2 separate regions of the Homo sapiens genome follow, and region 1 is linked to region 2. Evidence: read pairs that join two places in POLR2A ChIA-PET (ENCODE). Cell type or tissue: K562. All regions are shown on one strand. Links, peaks and the distances in the headings refer to the core of each region. The heading gives the core; the rest is flanking DNA.

Region 1 (7,287 bases), core at 995-5,994, 91 kb after region 2:
CAAGCAAAAGGCCAGGCGCGGTGGCTCACGCCTATAATCCCAGCACTTTGGGAGGCCAAGGCGGGCAGATCACTTGAGGTCAGGAGTTTGAGACCAGCCTGGCCAACATGGTAAAACCCTGTCTCTACTAAAAATAAAAAAATCAGCCGGGCTTGGTGGCGGGCACCTGTAATCCCAGCTACTCCAGAGGCTGGGACAGGAGAATCACTTGAACCTGGGAGGCAGAGGTTGCAGTGAGCCAAGATTGCCCCACTGCACTCCAGCCTGGGCAACAGAGCGAGACTCCATCTCAAAAACAAAACAAAACAAAACAAAACAAAACAATTCCACCTACTTTCTTATATTAATCATCAAGTGCCCTGGGGAACTATGACTTCTCAAAGACATCTTATTACATTTTTACCATAGCCAGCACCATACCTTGGGGACTCTGGTAATAATAAAATAATAATAAATATAATTATTGAACATTTACTGGCCCATAGTGCTAAGCAATTTACATAGATGATTTTTTTTTAAATTGGTTTCTTGGTATCTTCTAATAGATTATTTGATTTCATCCTCTCCACAACCATAGGAGGTCAAATTTGAGCAGACAGGTCTACAGAGGCTTTATCTGCATTATTATAAATTAAACCATTTACAAAAGACAGTGACCGGATATGTTAAGGTATATGACTAGCCCTATACACGAAGATGTAAGAGAGGAAACTTCTGGCATATGTTTACTAAACCTAGGAACTACAGATAAAACTGATACTACAATTTTTTTTTTTTTTTTGAGACGGAGTCTCACTCTGTCACCCAGGCTGGAGTGCAGTGGTGAGATCTCGGCTCACTGCAGGCTCCGCCTCCTGGGTTCACGCCATTCTCCTGCCTCAGCCTCCCGAGTAGCTGGGACTACAGGCACCCGCCACCACGCCCGACTAATTTTTTTTTGTATTTTTAGTAGAGACAGGGTTTCACCGTGTTAGCCAGGATGGTCTTGATCTCCTGACCTCGTGATCTGCCTGCCTCGGCCTCCCAAAGTGCTGGGATTATAGGCGTGAGCCACCGTGCCCGGCCAGATAATACTATTTCTTGCAGCCCCCAATCAACCTCACCTACTAGCACTTACACCCTAAGTAGTCCCCTCCTCTTGAATAAGGGCCAGTCAGAATGTAGCAGAAGTGACTCGTTGCCTCTTCCAGCCCTAAGCCTTAAGAAGGCCCAACAGCTTCCACTTTTATGCTTTTAGGAGCCCTGAGCTACCATTTGAGAAACTGATGTGGAGAAACAGATTCCCTGGGAGTATACTGTGAGAGAGAAGGTCTAGCCTTACCAGCATCCAGCTGAGCGCAGCATTCCAAATGTCACTGATAAAGTGTCAGACATGTGAGCAAGGCCATCCTGAAGATGCCAGCCCTGACCGCCACCTGACTACAGCTATGTGAGACACACAAATGAGACCAGCAGAACTGAACAGCACAGCACCCACCAGTCAATCCACACAATCATGAGAAATTAAAAAAAAAAAAAAGATTGTTGTTTTAAGCCACTACATTTTGGAGTGGTTTTTATTAAGCAGCAATAGATAACAAAAACACTACTAATGTTAATAATGTTAAAGGTTATGGTTGGTTTGGAGTCCTATTAGATAATATTAGGTCAAGAGGCCCAAACATATCAGAATCCTACCTTAGACTACAGCCATTACCTCCTCCTTCACCCTCACCAAGGTCTAGAGGGAGAAATCTACACACATGAGACAGTGGAGAAGGTAAATTAAAACCACCACCACCAGGGCAGCCAGAACCCTGCTTAGTCAAAATAGACACCAGGCTAGGCATGGTGGCTCACGCCTGTAATCCCAACACTTTGGGAGGCCAAGGCGGGCAGATCACCTGAGGTCAGAGTTCGAGACCAGCCTGGCTAACATGGTGAGACCCCATCTCTACTAAAAATACAAAAATTAGCTGGGCTTTGTGGCAGGAGCCTGTAATCCCAGCTATTCGTGAGCCTGAGGCACAAGAATTGCTTGAACCTGGGAGGCGGAGGCTGCAGTGAGCCAAGATAGCACCACTGTACTTCAGCCTGGGCAGAGCAAGACTCCATCTCAAGAAAAAAAAAAGAAGAAAAAAAAAAAAAAAGGACACCCACTGAAACAGGCTGCACCTTCACAGTATGACTATCCACCTGGCTATTCCCTCTCTCGAAGCCTGAGAACAGGCCTACGTTAGAGTGTCACTGCAGTATCATGGGGAAGAAGGAAGAAGAGGCCCAAAGGGAGCCACACCCACGTGCAAGACCTAAGCACATCCTGCATGATGCTGAACACTGGGAAAAAATAGCCCAGTTAATGTCTTAGAATCTGACCAATCAGATTAGCCACTTCTCTCATGGAGAGGAGGGAGAACAAGAGGAAGATAAGGAAGAAACTGAAAGTGTCCCCTTTCCTAGACCCTGTACACATTGTCTTTTTTAATCCTCATGATAAATCCAAAAGGTAGATATTTTTCTTACCCTAGTATCCATGAGAAGATTAAATATTAGAGAGATTGAGTAACTTTTTCAAGGTTACATAGTAAGTATTTGGAATCACAGGGGTGGGTGGGGGGAGTTACCTGGCAAAAATGAGAAGAGATGCCTTTGGAGCATGGCACATTGTAAATTCACTCACATTGTTCCCTCAGTTGTTTTTTTTGTTAAAGTAAAAAACCAAATCAAATGAAAATGCTGTAGGGCCAGGCGCGGTGGCTCATGCCTGTAATCCCAGCACTTTGGGAGGCCGAGGCGGGCAGATCACCTGATGTCAGGAGTTCGAGACCAGCCTGACCAACATGGAGAAACCCCATCTCTACTAAAAATACAAAAAAAAATTAGCCACGCATGGTGGCGCATGCCTGAAATCCCAGCTACTCGGGAGGCTGAGGCAGGAGAATCACTTGAACCCAGGAGGCAAAGGCTATAGTGAGCTGAGATCGCGCCATTGCAGTCCAGCCTGGGCAACAAGAGCAAAACTCCACCTCAAACAAAAAAAAAGAAAGTGCTGTACCATTAGAGGCACCCAAGGAGAGATGGCCCAAAGTCAGTCTTTTTTGTGGCTTGATTGTAGAACAGGTGGAGGGAAAGTATCTCTTTCCACTTCAGCAGAGAAGTGGCTGCACGCCGGATGTGACTGGTGATAAGAGTCAGGAAGTAGCCACTCAGAAGTGCACAAGAGGCTTCCCCTACCTCCGTATATCCTTGAGAGATACAGAAGGGACCTGTGGTGTTAATGACCTCCTTGTAAGGGCTGCTATGGTCCGTAGTATCCAATTGTACTGCCACACTAGACTGGCCTGGAGAAACGTGTGTTACCCAAACATTACATCTCTGACGAAAAACTATATTTGTTCCACCCCCACATTCTCCACTCAAGTTCCCAGAAGTTTGCAATTATCCTCAAAAGAAGTTTCCAGACAAGGCTTACTCAGCTTTGGTTTTCAGTGGGATGAGATTGTTTTGTTTTGTTTTTTCATTTCTTTAAACTTGGCTGACCATTGCCATTCCACCCCCAGATGGTGCGTACAGGCCAGTCATGAACCACAAACCTGTTTCCATTCACTCTTCACCTGCTTGTTCTTTTTGCTCCTCTCCCTGGATCTGTGGCTCTACAATCCAGCTGGATCTATACATCTCCCTCTTTTGTTCCTGTCACCCTCACTACATAACCTGTTGGACCTCTCTTGAGGCCTCTTGGACTTTGATCCTTGCCCAGTTTTCAGCTATACTAACTCCTCTGGCTTGGTATCCCATATTGACTAGCTGAAGTTCTCCATACTAAGTTCCAGTATTGCAGAATTGCACCAGCCAACTGGACCTGGGTGGCATGTAATGTCTAAGCCCTATGCATTGGGAAAGAAACTCTATCTGGAAAAAACAATGGCAGGGATGAAAGAAGAGTTGCCTTTTTTTTTTTTTTTTTTCCCAAGACGGAGTTTCGCTCTTGTTGTCCAGGCTGGAGTGCAATAGCGAGACCTTGGCTCATTGCAACCTCCGCTTCCTGAGTTTAAGCAATTCTCCCTCCTCAGCCTCCTGAGTAGCTGGGATTACAGGCATGTGCCAGCACACCTGGCTAATTTTGTATTTTTAGTAGAGACAGGGTTTCACCATGTTGGTCAGGGTAGTCTCGAGCTCCTGACCTTAGGTGATCCGCCCACTTCGACCTCCCAAAGTGTTGGGATTACAGGCGTGAGCCACCACGCCTGGCCAAGAGTTGCTTTTAAACTGTACTTGCTGGCACTACCAGCAAAATTTTTACCTGCCCGCCTCTGTACTCCTTTCCTCTGACTCCAGGAGATTTGGAAGTATAAGAAAATCTCCTTGGTTACAACAACTTTGGAACACTGTTTGGCAGTATCTACTAAAACTGAACATATGCATATACTTTTACCCAACAATTCTACTCCTAGATACATACCCAACAGAAATGCGCACATATGTTCATCAAAAGACATGCACAAGAATGTTCATAGAAGGATTACTCATAATAGCTAAAAACTGGAATCTCCAAATGTCCAACAGCAGTAGAATGGATTAAAAATAGCATATTCATACAATAGACTATATAGTAATGAAAAAGAATGAACTGTGTTATACACAACCTGGATGAATCTTACAAACACAATACTCAACAAAAAAAGCCACACAAAAAAGCATGCATAATATACATTCCACTTGTATGAAATCTAAAACGGACAAAATGAATCAATGTTATTACAAGTCAGAATAGTGGTTATCATACGGGGAGTAGTAATCAGGTGGGGGCATCAGACGATTGGGTGCTGGTAATGTTGTGTTTCTTGATCTGGGTACTGATCAGTGCATTCACTTTGCAAAAATTCATCCAGCTGTATACTTGCAATTCATGTACTTTTCTAAATATGGATATACATGAATAAAGTGAATGACAGAAAGAAAAATGTCCTTGCTTTCTCCTGAAAATGTAGCTATAAAGGATACCCAAGGTTAGTGACTGAGTAAATGAATTTTCTTGTTTCCCATTTGTCATTCGGGAAAACCTAGCAATGTGTGATTCTTCTGCTGTAATGGATACCTGTCCCCTGTACAAGTGGACATCATGATATTTGGTGGGACATGACCAGTGGGATGGTTCACAGCCAACATTATACGGCTCTCCAACTCTTGGTTCTCAGGTGGACCGGAAGGAACATCACTGTGGGCCTAGCTCTGAGAAGGATCTGGAGGGTGTCCTAAGATGAGTTAACCAGATTGGCTGGATGAGACAGCTTGCAGGCTGCAGAGCATAGGGCCACAGAAAATTTAAAGGACACTGTCAAGGTCTGAAGATGGAATAGAAGAACAGGGAGAGTATCTTAGAGAACTACTTCACCAAAAGGGTTAGGCAGAACAGCAGAAGATAGGTACATGACAACAGGATGGAAATGGAGGCCATTGGGACAGAGTGAGTGGTTTTGGAAGAAAATGGAGCCTGGGAATGAACAATCACAGGCTTTCTATAGGGCTTTTTTTTTTTTTTTAGCCTCTATGGAATGGGCAAGAGCTATAAAAGTTCTGAGCTGCTATAGACAAAAGTTCTGTACTGTTTCCACTACTCTCCTTTCTGGGCTGTTTGTTTTGGTGACATTCTCCATTCACATTTTACCTCCAGACTCTCCTTCCAGCTTCTAGAATTTTGTTTCCTTGAATATTTTTCAGCTCTCTGGCTTCTACAGTTTGGGCCTCCTATTGGGGTGAAAAATTTTATACTTTAGCCAACGACATCCCAGCCCCAACCCATGACTCCCAACGCCTTATAGGTTAACTATATTCCTCTCCTTCAGTCACCGTCACCCCACCAGGATGGGGATCCTGGATTTAAAACAACAACAACAACAACAACAACAACAACAACAACAACAACAACAACAACAACAGCAACAGCAGCAGCAGCAGCAGCAGCAGCTGGAAACAAGCAAGCCTATTGCTTCAGAATTCAAGATCATTTCTTTGCTGCTGAAGCCCCTGTACACCTTCTCTGACACTCCATCCCTGCTCTAGTCTGGTCCCTTTTGGACTATGTTATTGTACTTGGCAAATCCATGCAAGTTGGCTTGGGAATCTTTTTTTTCTTTTTCTTTTTCTTTTTTTTTTGAGACAGTATTTTGCTCTTGTTGCCCAGGCTGGAGTGCAATGGCACGATCTTGGCTCACCGCAACCTCCTCCTCCCGGGTTCAAGCGACTCTCCTGCCTCAGCCTCCTGACTAGCTGGGACTACAGGTATCCGCCACCATGCCCGGCTAATTTTGTATTTTTAGTAGTGACGGGGTTTCTCCATGTTGGTCAGGCTGGTCTCGAACTCCCGATCTCAGGTGATCTGCCCGCCTCAGCCTCCCAAAGTGCTGGGATTACAGGCATGAGCCATTGCGCCCGGCCAGCTTGGGAGTCTTATAAAGAGATCCCTAGTATGTCTTCCATGTTGGGAATTCCTGCAGGCTTTAGTTTTTTCTTTAGCCTTTGTTTCTAATCCTGTTGTTTTTCCATATATGTTGGTTCTATACTTTGGCACCCCTCTAGGACAGTAAGGACAACAGGCACCCTACCCTGGTTGCTCTAGGATGCCACCCTACTTGGCCATCATTATTTCATTTTATACCATCAGGAGAGGATAATCAGAATTCCTTTGTTTCTATGCTCTTTCTTGCTGCTTACCTGGCTATTTGATATTCTCTTTCTAAAATGTTGCAAACAGATCTTAGTCAACAGCAGCAATAAAGGGTGGTGGAAGTCTGCATTTTGGAAACCAACAAAATGGAGTTGAAATCCTGCATCTATCTACCACCTATTAGCTAGGAGACTTTGTGCAAGTTACTTAACCTTTCTAAGCCTTAGTTTCCTCATCTGTAAAACAGGGATCAAGTCTTGAAGGGTTGTTGAGAGGTTTATGTAATATTATGTGAAGATAACATCTGGCCCATATGAGCGACTTAACAAATGCTGGCTGTTATTGTTGGGCTCTTTGTTATAAGAACAGTCATTATCTACCTTCCCAGTTACTGAATGGTGTTAAGGAGTCCAGCTGATCTAAAAAAAAAAAATGAATGCATTTGCTGAGAAGTACATAAATGAATCCCTCTTTATGAGTGTCAGCCAAGAGAAGCATAAATAGCAAACTCTGCAAAGAAGCACATTCTGATGTACAGAAGAATGCAATTCAAGAATACAAATTAGGCCGGGCACGGTGGCTCATGCCTATAATTCCAGCACTTTGGGAGGCCGAGGCGGGTAGATCACCTGAGGTCAGGA
Region 2 (7,287 bases), core at 1,189-6,188:
TTGGGTTCAAGCGATTCTCCTGCCTCAGCCTCCCAAGTAGCTGGGATTACAGGCACCTGGCACCACACATGCTTTATTTTTGTATTTTTAGTAGAGACAGGGTTTCACCTTGTTGGCCAGGCTGGTCTTCACCTCCTGACCTCAGGTGATCCACCTGCCTCGGCCTTACAGGTGTAAGCCATTGTGCCCAGCCCAACTTGGCTCACCACAACCTCTGCCTCCTGGGTTCATGCGATTCTGCTGCCTCAGCCTCCCAAGTTGCTGGGACTACATGCATGCACCACCACGCCCAGCTAATTTTTGTTTGTTTGTTTGTTTGAGACAGAGTCTCGCTCTGTCGCCAGGCTGGAGTACAGTGACATGATCTCGGCACACTGCAACCTCTGCCTCCCAGGTTCAAGCATTCTCCTGCCTCAGCCTCCCGAGTAGCTGGAACCATAGGCGCGTGCCTCCATGCCCAGCTAATTTTTCTATTTTTTTAGTAGAGACGGGGTTTCACCATGTTGGCCAGGATGGTCTCAATCTCTTGACCTCGTGATCCGCCCGCCACGGCCTCCCAAAGTGCTGAGATTACAGGTGTGAGCCACTGTGCCCGGCCTAATTTTTGTATTTTTTTAGTAGGGATGGTGTTTCACCATGTTGGACAGGCTGGTCTTGAACTCCTGACCTCAAGTGATCCACCCACCTTGGCCTCCCAAAGTGCTGGGATTACGGGCGTGAGCCACGGTGCCCAGATCCATTTTTCAATTATAATTTAAACAATGGAGACAGGTATGAAGAGAACTGATAGTCTTCGAATTGTAACCCCCATTGCTATAGGCTTGAAAGTAGTGTCTTCAGAGAGCAAACACTTGGAGTTATGATGATGAAACACTCTACTGTCAACCAACTGGACATCAGTATCTTTCTCCCATTTTTTTCAAGTGTGTTTTTCCTGGAGAGTATAACCATAGCCTTGGCATAGTATAACAATGGCCTTTTCTCAATCACTTTCCAGTCAATATGTGCCTTCATTCTTTTACTTCCTTTCACGTAATTCCCAGTAGAAGGGGGTGAGAAATCTATTACATAAAACTGAGTTTTTAATAGAAAACTATTTTTATATGTAAAAACAGGAAAGAGGCTGCAACAATTAAAAACACAAATTCTATCACCTGAACTTGCTTCTTCCAATAAAAGATAACCAATAAACCCATCATTTAAGAAAGATTCCTTTCTATGAAACATAATGAATTATACAAAAAGGAACATTAGAAGTCCAACAATATCAGATCAGTCTGTAGTAACAATCCTGGAATGCAATATTTTCATTAGGAAATAAAGATTTTACCTTGCTTGATAGAGGGACTAAATAATGACATAGCATCTTCTTCATGTGATAACACTGTTACACTAGATGTCCCATCTTCTACCTGCAAACAAATATTTCATGTTAGGCTGAAATATATAATTTACCAACAATAAAATCTACCAATTATTGAGGAGCTGTGTGTCAGGCATCCAGCTAAGTGTTTAACATACATTATCACTGATTCTTACAGTAACAAGTAAGTAGTATGCTTATTATTACTTTTTTTTGAGATGGACTCTCGCTCTATCACCAGGCTGTAGTACAGTGGCACGATCTCGGCTCACTTGCACCTCTGCCTCCTAGGTCAAGTGATCTCCTGCCTCAGCTTCCCAAGTAGCTAGGACTACAGACACATGCCACCACGCCCAGCTAATTTTTGTATTTTTAGTAGAGATGTGGTTTCACCACATTGGCCAGGATGGTCTCAATCTCTTGACCTTGTGATCCGCCCACCTCAGCCTCCCAAAGTGCTGGGATTATAAGTATGAGCCACCACGCCTGGCCTGTGGTATGTTTATCTTATAGACAAAAGTAGAGACTCTAATGTGCCCCAGAAAATATGGCTGATAAACAGTGAGAGCTGAAATTTTATCCTAAATCTGTCAAATTCCAAAGTCCATGTTCTTTCTTTCTTTCTTTCTTTTTTTTTTTTTTTTTTTGAGACAGAGTCTCACTCTGTCACCCACGCTAGAGTGCAGTGGCATGATCTTGGCTCACTGCAACCTCCCCCTCCTGGGTTCAAGAGATTCTCCCGCCTCAGCCTCCCAAGCAGCTGAGATTACAGGCATGCACCACCACACCTGGCTAATTTTTGTATTTTTAGCAGAGATGGGGTTTCGCCATGTTGGCCAGGCTGATCTCGCTCTCCTGATCTCAGGTGATCTGCCCGCCTCAGCCTCCCAAAGTGCTGGGATTACAGGCGTGAGACACAGCACCCAGCCGGTTCACGTTCTTTCTATTATACCTGCAGCCTTCCCAACTACCACTACTCTCATACTTCCAAAAAGACAAAATTTCAAGTACCTGGCATATAGTAGGGCTAAGTAAAACTTTGTGAAACTAATTTTGTATTAAACATATTATTGGGGGCCAGGCACGGTGGCTCACGCCTGTAATCCCAGCACTTTGGGAGGCCGAGGCGGGCGGATCACTTGAGGTCAGCAGTTCAAGACCAGCCTGACCAACATGGAGAAATCTCGTCTCTACTGAAAATACACAAAATTAGCCGAGCGTAGTGGCGCATGCCTGTAATCTCAGCTACTAGGGAGGCTGAGGCAGGAGAATCACTTGAATCAGGGAGGCGAAGGTTGCAGTGACCTAAGATCATAACTTTGCACTCCAGCCTGGGCAACAAGAGCGAAACTCCGTCTCAAAACAAACAAACAAACAAAAAAAAAAACTCACACGTATTATTGGATCCTTTTCATAACTTTACAGATTTCAATTTTTTTTTTTTTTAAACGGAGTATTGCTCTGTCACCAGGCAGAAGTTCACTGGCATGATCTCAGCTCACTGCAACTTCTGCCTCCTGGGTTCAAGCGATTCTCCTGTGTCAGCCTCCTGAGTAGCTGGGACTACAGGCGCCCGCCATCGCACCCAGCTAATTTTTGTGATTTTAGTAGAGATGGGGTTTCACCATCTTGGCCAGGCTGCTCTCGAACTCCAGACCTAGTGATCCACCCACCTCAGCCTCCCAAAGTGCTGGGATTACAAGCGTGGGCCACTGTGTCTAGCCTATTTTCATATTTTGTATATAAGACATAATTCCTGTGTAGCAAAGTTATCTTAATCTTAACAAATTCTCATATATTTGATTTTTAAATTTTATTCTAATAACTATATATCTTGCACTTCATTTTTACTTCTAGGTGCACTGTAAGTTCCTGAATCACATATTCAAAAATAGCACATATTTTTTAAACTCAGTGATGTATATTTTATTGTATCTTTGAAAACTGGTAATTCACTTACAACATATTTTAAAATCACTGTCAAAATAGCCTACCTAAATGTCCTGATTTCAATTATGACAAGTTTAATATGCCCTTTATCCAACCCAGAAACTTTTAAACAACAAAATATTTTCATTATCAGAGGTCAGCTATAATTGGTACCATGTGCTTGATTTACCCATTCAAAAAAATACATTTTTCTTTTTTTCTTTTTGAGACGGAGTCTCGCTCTGTCACCCAAGCTGGAGTGCAGTAGCCTGATCTTGGCTCACTGCAACCTCTGCCTCCTGGGTTCAAGGGATTCTCCTGCCTCAGCCTCCCGAATAGCTGGGATTACAAGGCGCACACCACCACACCCAGCTACTTTTTGTATTTTTATTAGAGACAGGGTTTCACCATGTTGGCCAAGCTGGTCTCAAACTCCTGTCCTCAGGTGATCTGCCTGCCTCGGCCTCCCCAAGTGCTGGTATTACAGGCATGAGCCACCGCAGCCGGGCAAAAATAAGTTTTTCTAAATAAATGATTACTCTTTCTATTCTAAGACAAAAGAAGTGAGATAACTGTGGTAGTAAGAGTGTTACTATATGCAGTGCTACAAAATCAACAGTGACCCTTTGGTGTACTGTGATTTCTCTTACCTTGTGTTTTTTTCCAGCTTCTCTCTCACTATTTTGTCTATCTTTTTTATCAGGAAAAAGGAATTCCTCATCTCCTTCAACAAATGCATATGGATCAATTTTAGGTTCTTGTTCTGCATCAGATGCTATTGCTGAAAGACACTGGTTTTTAATTTGATATTGCTGCACTAATTCATCAGAAACTTTTAAAGGTTTCTTACATTGCACCATTAACCTGCATAAAAAAATTAAAAAAAATTAATTATCCACATAAGCATTAAAAATTTCCAAAATGACGTTAAGTATCATAATGTTTTTAGAATTACTTAAAGATTATCTAACCTACAATCCCTTATTTCAGAAATGAGGAGGCATGAAAATATTAAATAATTTATTGAAGTCTAAAATTTAGCCATAGAGAAATGGGGCCAAAATCCAAGTTTCCTAACTATATGATCTTTCTACCAAAATATGTTGTCTTTAGGTAATTCACGGTTTAGGTAACTCACGGTTCTCAAGTCCTCAAGCACACTATTTTGTACAAATCCATTCCCTGAAAGGGGCTCTTAAATCTAAACTGCTCCAGTACAGTGACTCAAAGTGGGAGCTTTATAAAAGTGAGTAAAATACTTTTAAACAATTTATACATTTATACAAGGAAAGTGATTATGTATTTTTTTTTTACTGCCATGAGTAGATATACTTTAAGTTTTAAATTTTTGAAGGCCTGATTTGTGTTTCATGAAAATAGCATTATTACTATTAATTCTGGCAAGATGTTTCACAATGGAAAGTGAAGTTTCAGTGCAAGTATCTGAGTTTTCTAATCACATTGGCACATCAATTTTTAAGTTATTAGTCTTCTGGTTCAACACAGCAACTAAGAAATTGTTTCTCTTTATTCTCCTAAAATAACCAATAAAATGACAGGAGATGACAGAATAAAAGAGAAGACAACAAGGAAGTTGGAAAGATGAGCTAGTGGAAACTGACAGACCACAGAAAGCTGAAATCTAAGGATAAAAGAGGGATGCCACAACAAGAAGCAAGCTGATCTATACCAAAGAACCCTGGAAAGCATCAGGAGTTTTTTCTCTCTGAAGACCCGACTGCTCGGTGAGTGTGAACACAGAATCATTAGCTTCTGGTTTGCATAAGACATGTTTAGACTCTCAAATTCCTATTCTCTCGGGTTTACAAAGCTAAGGTTCTCAGGTTGTCCTAACAGTAGCTAGCAGCCAAGCTTGCAGTCAGATCATGGCCAGAATCTTGCAATGACTATTTCACTCTGAGAAAAAAACCAAAGTCCTTATACCATCCTATGAAAACTTCCCATCATCTTGTTCTTCTCCTCTTCATCTTTTACTATTCTAGTCCTCTCTTATACTGCTTCCAAGGGCTTCCTTTATGTTCCTCAATGGGTTCCAGACCCATTCCTGGCTATTTCTTTTATGGGGAACATTCTCCTTCCAAATATCTGCATGGCCAACTCGCTCACTTCCTTCAAGTCTTTGCTTAAATGTCACCTATGAGCCCATAACTACTTTATTTTAAATAGCAATATGCCCATGCCCACTTGCCTCAATAATAATCCCCCTTACCCTGCTCTATTTTCCTGCATAGCATTTATCTTTTAACATATTACATAATTTATTATATTCATAGTTGACTGTCACTCACACTAGAACATAAAAGCTCCACAAGGACAGGGGTCTAACCTTTGTTCACTAATTTAGCACAGATGCCTAGAGTACCTGGTACATAATAGGTGTCAATACTTGCTAGTGAATAAATGAAATCTAAAAATCACAGACTGAGATGTTTTTGCATTAGTACTACTAAAATACACTATCTTGTACTTTGAAATAAACAATTTTTACACACTAGAAGGTACCAATGCCACTGCTTATCTACTCTGAGTACTAAGACAAAAATTGTAAGATATGTAAGGTCTGGTAGCAATGAAGGTATTTGCAGATCGTACATTCTTTGACTCACAGGCAAATCTTATCTCATTCATCTATTCACTAATGCCTAACACTAGTAGCACTTGATCTCTTACAAACTCGGGGCAAAGTAGGCCATCAAAACAAAAACTGATTTCTAAACATGCTATCAAATGCTCAAATACATATCATTATTATTCCAAATACGCCCCAGATTTATTGCAAAAACTAAAATCCCAAGCATACAAAAACTTTCTGCTGTGGGAATATAATGCTAGCACACTGTCATTGGGGATATGTTTTATAATTAATCATCAGGATAGTTCTGTTCTATAAACAGCTGAGTATCAAGTGTAGTTTTTTACCTCACCACATTAGACTCTAAATAACGGTTAGCTGAATTGTCTACCAAATATTCACTAATGCAAATCTTTTTAAAATAGTAATTCTAACTACTTTGATATGTACTTTTCTTATTTAATACTTAAAATAATATTTTAAGATAAGAAGCAAAGGGTATTATCCCTGACTTTGATGTGGAAATTATGTAAAATCAAGGGCTTTGCTGAGGTCACATAGTGGCAAAGTCAGAAATGAAAAGATTTTAAGTATTTATATTCAAATAACTATCCTTAGGGAATAAAGTATAAGAAATCTCCCTTCCCCCAGCCTGAAAGACACTACTACTCTCTGTAGAGACAAATAAAACTCGGTGTTTCATATTACGTTGTCCTCTGGCAGAAGTATAAAAACCTTCACACTGTTTACATAAGTAGTTGCTAGACTACTGTGCAGTAACATTATTAAAAAAACCAACTCTACTGCACAGGGCTCTATTAAAATAAAAAATGAGTAAACCAAATGCATTACCTAAATATGACTGTTTGTTATTTTATTGAATCATTCTCACAGACATTAGCATGTGCAAAGAATTTAAATGTAGTCAATTTCAAGAGTATCAAGACACAATAAATTTTAAAATATAAATTCATTTACATTATACATTCTATATTTAAAGCTGATAATAGAATTAAAAATTGTTACTTTTAAGAGATGCCAGATAAAAAAACTCTAATTACCATACTGTCAACATCAATTATATAGTACACATACACTTTTAGAATACGAATAACCCTCTCCTTTCCTCAAACGAACTTTCACATACAGCCAAATAATTAACTACAGACACAGTTTCAATTAGACATAAAGCTAAATACAGACAAACTGCAAAAAGATCAGGTACAGCCATGAACAGGAAGTGCTGCAAGGCCCAAAGCATTATATTATTCATTAATTGCAACTCTTTCCTTTTACTATGACAATAACATACTATCCTGAAATGTACTCATATAGAATTTAACATAGCTTATGGTAGCATATGCTGTTATGCCTTTATTCAATAAAAATTCTTCCAGATGAG

What was found. Peaks named below come from ENCODE experiments on the same cell type or tissue, not always from the same donor. Only the 100,000 strongest peaks of a DNase experiment are listed, where the experiment ranks them.
Region 1: POLR2A ChIA-PET joins it to region 2 with 5 read pairs; 6 of 35 experiments call an interaction of 5 or more read pairs at or near these places.

What each region holds. Positions count from the first base shown.
Region 1 is chr17:62,082,495-62,089,781 of GRCh38, forward strand. No RefSeq gene overlaps it. Among named protein-coding and RNA genes, the nearest start is that of MED13, 21 kb to the left of the region's middle. In K562, for the core only: no CTCF peak of the experiment used is centred there; DNase peaks (open chromatin) are centred at 2,347 and 3,187.
Region 2 is chr17:61,991,210-61,998,496 of GRCh38, forward strand. MED13 (mediator complex subunit 13) reads right to left here. Exons shown (of 30, transcript NM_005121.3): 10 at 3,943-4,156; 11 at 1,331-1,412. Among named protein-coding and RNA genes, the nearest start is that of INTS2, 67 kb to the left of the region's middle. In K562, for the core only: no CTCF peak of the experiment used is centred there; no DNase peak of the experiment used is centred there.